Regions from separate parts of the Homo sapiens genome. Here region 2 is linked to region 1. The links are chromatin loops, found by intact Hi-C in ENCODE. Cell type or tissue: PC-3. All regions are shown on one strand. Each heading gives the region's core, and the rest is flanking DNA. Links, peaks and the distances in the headings are about the cores only. Region 1 overlaps RALGAPA2 (Ral GTPase activating protein catalytic subunit alpha 2). Region 2 overlaps CFAP61 (cilia and flagella associated protein 61).

Region 1 (2,930 bases), core at 212-2,711:
ACAGAATGATGCAACTCAGGGTATGTGGAGGATTATGGGGTATAGAAAAGACAATTAACTCTCAGATAATAATGAACTCCTTCAGTGAAAGAAACAAAAGAGGAAGGTTTACTTAACAATACCCTACTTTAAAGAAGCCTTATGCTAATATTTTGCAGGAAAAAAAATTTACTTGGAAATAATAATCAACTATAGATCCTTCTCATTTTATAAAAACAAGTAAGTTAGCAGTAAACAATGTTCCTTAGAATGAATTTTTTAGAAAGTCACATAAATGAGTTTAGAATTGTCTTTCTATTTTAAGATGTGTTGATGTGGAAATGAAACAGTAAAATGAGATGAAATAAGAGTATATTATATAACATTTGAGAACCTGAAAAAAATTATTTTATAAATCATTTTCAAGAAATACAATTTTATAGTATAGACAAAAGAATTTCCAAATTTTGTGCTTAAAATTGTTTTTACATCTTAATGCATGTTATGTTTTTAATTAAGTTAAGGCTCAATATCTTTTATAGTTCATAGTGGAATACATAAATCTTAAAAGATGGTCCAATGCTAACAGTAATCCCAACATTCAGACTTCTAAGATGAAATGAGGATATCATAAATCTCTATTTAAAATCAGCCTATTATTTAGGCTTAGTTAGAAGCTTGAATTTTTATGTGAGTTTAATAGAGTTGACTGTTTTCTTTAACCTTAACAATTATTGTTATATATTTTAGAAGCGCTGACTGTCTGCCAAACAGAATTACTCTAAGTAAACTTTATTCCTTTGCCAGATGAAAATTACGCAGAAGACCTAATGAAAGAAACTTTTTTTCATTTAAGTTAAGAAATGTCTCTGGTAATTAGTTTAACTTTTGATCCACACGTCTAAATAGATCATAGTGGTTGTTTCAGAACTTATGTAATTCTGGAAACACATGTTATATTAATTATAAAAAGAAAAGAAAGCATTTATGGTAGAGAATACAGTTAAATTCAATTTTTTAATTAACAAACTATGTACCTGTGACTGGTACCATCTCAGGGCTTCTTTCTATTTTGTGAGAATTCTCAAAGGGCCACACTTTTATGTATCCTAGCAGCAAAAGGATTTATTTATGCAGAGAGAACCTTATGAAAGATGTCCTGTGTTTTTAAATAAATAATCATAAATAATTGTTTAAAATTGAACATTATCAGTTTTGTCTCACAAATAAAATCCAAGGTGGGTTTCTTCCTTTTGCCTCTGGGTGGCACACTTGTCTGCACGACGCAGCTTTGTGGTTCATGGGCCTTTGAACATTATGCTTTGTATGGCTTGGTTGTTTCATGAAGTTCTTTCTTAAATCTGAAGGTATCAAAATTATGTCAGTAGTGACCAATAAAGTGTTGAATTAAATAAGTTATAAGATGCTAAAAAGTATTTTCAAACATAATGATGTTCATAGTAATTGAAGACATTTTTTAGTTTAAAAAACAATTTGTAAAGTAGATGTCTCATGAGTTGTGTTCTCTGGCAATCCTGGAAAGTTATAGTTTCATCTAATATGATAGCAAATTTATTATGTAAACAGACATGACCATTTGTATCTTAAAAAATAATAATACATATACCAAACAGCCAGAAAAATGTAGTGCATTCCAAAGCAACTGTTTTTAGTATTTTTAACCAGTTTTGGTTATCCTAATAACTTATGTAATACTAACACAATGAATTTATCAAGTAGTATTTCCCCCGGTACATATGTAACATGGGTTCGTGGTTGATTGGTGTGATCGAAAACATGGTTTGAAATGGCTTTATTTTTTCCTTGACAATGAATTTTTTTTAAAAATTGATGTTAGTGGTTTACAAAATAATTAGGATTATAAACAGTTCCAAAATAACTATAAATTATGAAGAAAATTTGGCGTGACTTTCAGGGCTACCCGGCCTGCCTGTGAAGGAGTCTCCCAGTACGCTTCCCTCTGCTCAGCTGCTTTGTGTCTGAGGGTGGGCTGGTGATGGTGCTTAGGAGTATTTATTTCTTCAGCACTCACAGTGCTGGACTCTGTGCTGGGGACTGCATGATGTTGTACTATTGAATCTTCTCTGCAATTCAATTCAATAAATACCATGGCCTATTTTATTTTATTTTATTTTATTTTATTTTATTTTATTTTATTTTATTTTATTTTATTTTATTATTGCTTTTTTTTTTAGAGATGGGGTATCGCTCCATTGCCCAGGCTGGAGCGCAGTGACACAATCATAGCTCACTGGGCTCAAGCAGTCCTCCCGTCTTGGCCTCCCAAAATGCTGGGATTACAGGTGTGAGCCATAGTACCCAGGCCCCTGAGGCCCATTTTATAAATAATGAAACTTCAAAAAAATATCTAAAACTTTTGCCCAGTGCCACAGGCTAAAAAGCCTGTTAGAATTCACATACAGGCTTGGCTTATTCCACCAGGTATGTTTTCTTTTATTGATTCACAGCAAGCGTATTGGTCCAACAGCCTTGATGTTGTTTCTCCCTTCCGTTTTATTTTGCCTGGGCTCTGCCCTTGGTCCTACTCCACTTCAGAATCCTCCTTATTAAACTACCCTGCCCCAACCTGGAAAGACCTTTCCACAGTTGCCTTCTCAGTTCTTCATCATCCTTCAGTTTCTCTTCTAAAGCTGTTTCTTGTTGTTCTCAGTTTTTCCTAACACTTAAGCAGCTTTTTCACATCAGAATTCCCCAAAATAGTTTGACATGAAAGAACCTATGATTTGGATTTATTAAAAACAGTTTTTATTAATTTCATGATTATTTAAAACAGATGGAAAGATCAATATGTGTGAAATGGAAAAGGACAGTTGAGGAAAGGAATTTTATTTTCATGTTTGTAAGAACATGTATCAGAGACTGGAAGGTTTTCTTTGCTTAAAATAAGTGAGCTATTTTTTAACAATGAC
Region 2 (2,930 bases), core at 161-2,660, 330 kb after region 1:
ATACATAAGTCTAATAGACTGATTTTTAATTTGATTGCCTATGAATATTCAAAAAGTTCCTTCAAATAGAACAGTGGGTCACGGAGTACAGCTTGCATTTGGGCATGCATTTGATGAAATGGCAGGAACAGCAGAACCACAGATAAAGCTCAGATCTAATGGTGTTGGCTTAATGTATATAAACAATATCTAACATCACCGTGAGCCCTCAGCTCCAAAATCAAAGGTCACCATATCATGAAAAAAAAAAAAAGTTTCAAGTTAAGTGCTCAAGCCAATGAAACATTAAACAAGGGCACCTGCATTTTCACAGCAAATAATTCCAGTGGGGATTTCACGTTGCTGTGGATACAAAGGGAGGAACAGCTCAAAGATACTTGTAAAGCAGGGAGGGATTAGGGTATCCAGGGAAATAAGTAAAAGGTATTGTGTTTCATTCCATGCTTCAGGAGGACAGCTACAAAATTAGGTCTAAACATCCTTATCCTTCAAATAAAGAGGGTCACATTGCCCATTTATTGTGAACATGATAAAAGAAACATAAAACTTTTCATGGTGCTTACCCTTCTGGGCAGTAGATACATGTCGGCCTGCTAGGCGATCGCTAGTTATTTTCTAGCTGATTTTGTGTGTGCTGTGCGTGTCTGCAGGGTGCAGGCATAGCAAACGCAACCAAAGCAAGTGATTTAATTAACTGCTTTAATTAATGCTGTTATTTGAACAAATAGATAATGTAGAGAAAAAATTATTATCCCACATCGATCTAAATGTTTCAATTTAATTTACTAAAACCTCTGCTTTCTGAATGGTTCAAAACAGTGACAAAAATATTTGCCAATGAAAATAAATCCTAGCTCGTGATAGATATTTAACCTATCTACATATTCTACTAGTTAAAAAATAACTCAGATTTAATTCAGTCTTAACAACAACACATGCCATAAAATACTATAGGTGGAGTTTAGAAGTTGGGAGCTCTGTGAACTTCCAATATCAGAGGCAAAACAAATCCACACAAAATATTTATTGTTAAGTACACAGCAGAGTAAGAGAATCTACCAGTTTTTCCCTGAAAAAAATTTAACTTTCTTTAGCAATATTTTTTTCTGTTTAAATCATAAGAGACTTTTGGACAAGGTCCTGAGCCATTAATTTAATTTGTTTATTTTAAAAAAATTTTTATTTTGGAGGATTTTAAATATACACGAGGTGAAAAAAGCTTAGCAATGACTAATATTGTGCTGCTTTGAAAATACTCACCAACACTGTAGTGGTTGGAGTAAACACCACACATTGTATTATTTCATCTTAAATTCTCTAACATGCAAGAACCTAACAAGAAAATGAATTTCAGAAAACGGGGAAGGTGCAGGAAACTGTTAAGTATTAAAGAGATTTCAGGGGCACATTAACCAAATGCAGTAGTTGGACCTGGTTTGCATCCTTATCCAAACCAACTAACTGTAAAAGAACAATTTTAAGACCACTGGGAAAACTGAGCACGGACTGGTATTAGATGATATTAAGGAGTTATGGGGTATTTGTTCGAGTGTGTTAATAGTACTCAATCCATTTTTGTTGTTAGTAAAAATTAAACGGCAGCTGCATCCATGGCCACAAAGTTGTTGGTCATGACACACTCTGACCTCCAGGGGGAGACCGAAGAGAGAGATCCACAGAGGAGGTGTGGGATGGAGGATTCTGAACACATCTAGAAGGGAGTGGGCAGTTCGTGGGGTGAGACAGAGGTTACAAGCTCTCTCCCTGACCCTACTTCTCTCTTCTCTTGGGTGCCATCTTGCCCAGCTCCACCTTGGGTGGCTCAGAGCTCCCTGGTCCTGGAGCTCCTGTAGGAATGAGGATGCGACCTGGAGAAACGGGGCAAGGAGCAAGTCTCGTAAGGTACCCTGAGTCTGGGTGTGACTCAACCCTGGACCCGACACTAAGGTAGAAGTGTCTGCCTGGAGGGCCCTGGGTGCTCTCTGGAGTCCTCGGGGACCTGGCAGGGGAGGGGCATGGTGGCCAGGATAAGGGGCTAGGTAGAAGTTCAGGATCTCAGATAAAAAACTTATGTATCACAAAATAAACACATAAATCCTTACTGAAAAAATGAAAATGCATGCCATTCTTGAAATGTCAATTGAAAAGATAAGAATAAAATTTGGGAGTTCTGGCAAAACAGATGAAAATGAAATTGAGCTTTCCTTTATAATTTAGGGGAAATGATTAATGATGTTTTTATCTATGTCTAGGAAGTAAAAACATTATACATTTATACTTTAAGCATATGTTTATATATACTGAGCACATACCAGATGTAAATACCAAGATGGTAGCTATCAAAGACAAGCCAGAAAGCCCTTGCACATGAGAGATGGCAAAATACAAGACACAAATCAATTTGTTCCTTAAGGATGGAATCATGGAACATTATGGGAATTCAAAATCCAGTGGGATCACTTCTGGTTGGGGAGGATGAAGAAGAGCTTTGTGTTTTGGGCAAATGCTGGCTATTAGCAAGGCTTTAATAACACCACATGGGCAGGTTTTTTCTTGGGCCTTCCTTCTTAATGGTGATAGTTTAAGCATGAGACTTCGTGAAATGCTTTCTGCTAGGTCCAATTTAGCATGTTAATACTATGAATATGGGTTCAGCTATATAATGTTAATAATAACTTAAAAATTAGGCCTGGTAAGCCCCAAAGTAATGATGTGACTTAGAAGTTATATGATTCACTAAGAATTAGAAAATGTGGTTTGGAAAACAAGCCCATAAAAATGAGTTAGTTACAATGAGCAATTACAGGGGGAAATAGGTTTCCTTATAGATGAGACTGCCAATTTTGAGCAAATGTCTATAAAAATGGCTCCTAAACCCACCTGCATGTTGGAATTACCTGGGGATTCTATTAAAAATACTGTACATATTC

What was found. Hi-C counts contacts between places; a loop is a spot of excess contacts. Peaks named below come from ENCODE experiments on the same cell type or tissue, not always from the same donor. Only the 100,000 strongest peaks of a DNase experiment are listed, where the experiment ranks them.
Region 2: it touches region 1 in a loop (19-fold over the local background); 6 of 110 quality-filtered maps call a loop at or near these places.

Annotation. Positions count from the first base shown.
Region 1 is chr20:20,567,106-20,570,035 of GRCh38, reverse strand. The region is part of intron 23 of RALGAPA2 (Ral GTPase activating protein catalytic subunit alpha 2); the gene reads left to right. Among named protein-coding and RNA genes, the nearest start is that of RALGAPA2, 140 kb to the left of the region's middle. In PC-3, for the core only: a CTCF peak has its summit at 1,261 (motif pointing right); a DNase peak (open chromatin) is centred at 1,255.
Region 2 is chr20:20,236,281-20,239,210 of GRCh38, reverse strand. All of the region lies in intron 18 of CFAP61 (cilia and flagella associated protein 61), which reads right to left. Among named protein-coding and RNA genes, the nearest start is that of CFAP61-AS1, 30 kb to the left of the region's middle. In PC-3, for the core only: CTCF peaks have their summits at 1,446 and 1,649 (motif pointing right); no DNase peak of the experiment used is centred there; H3K27me3 peaks cover 891 bases.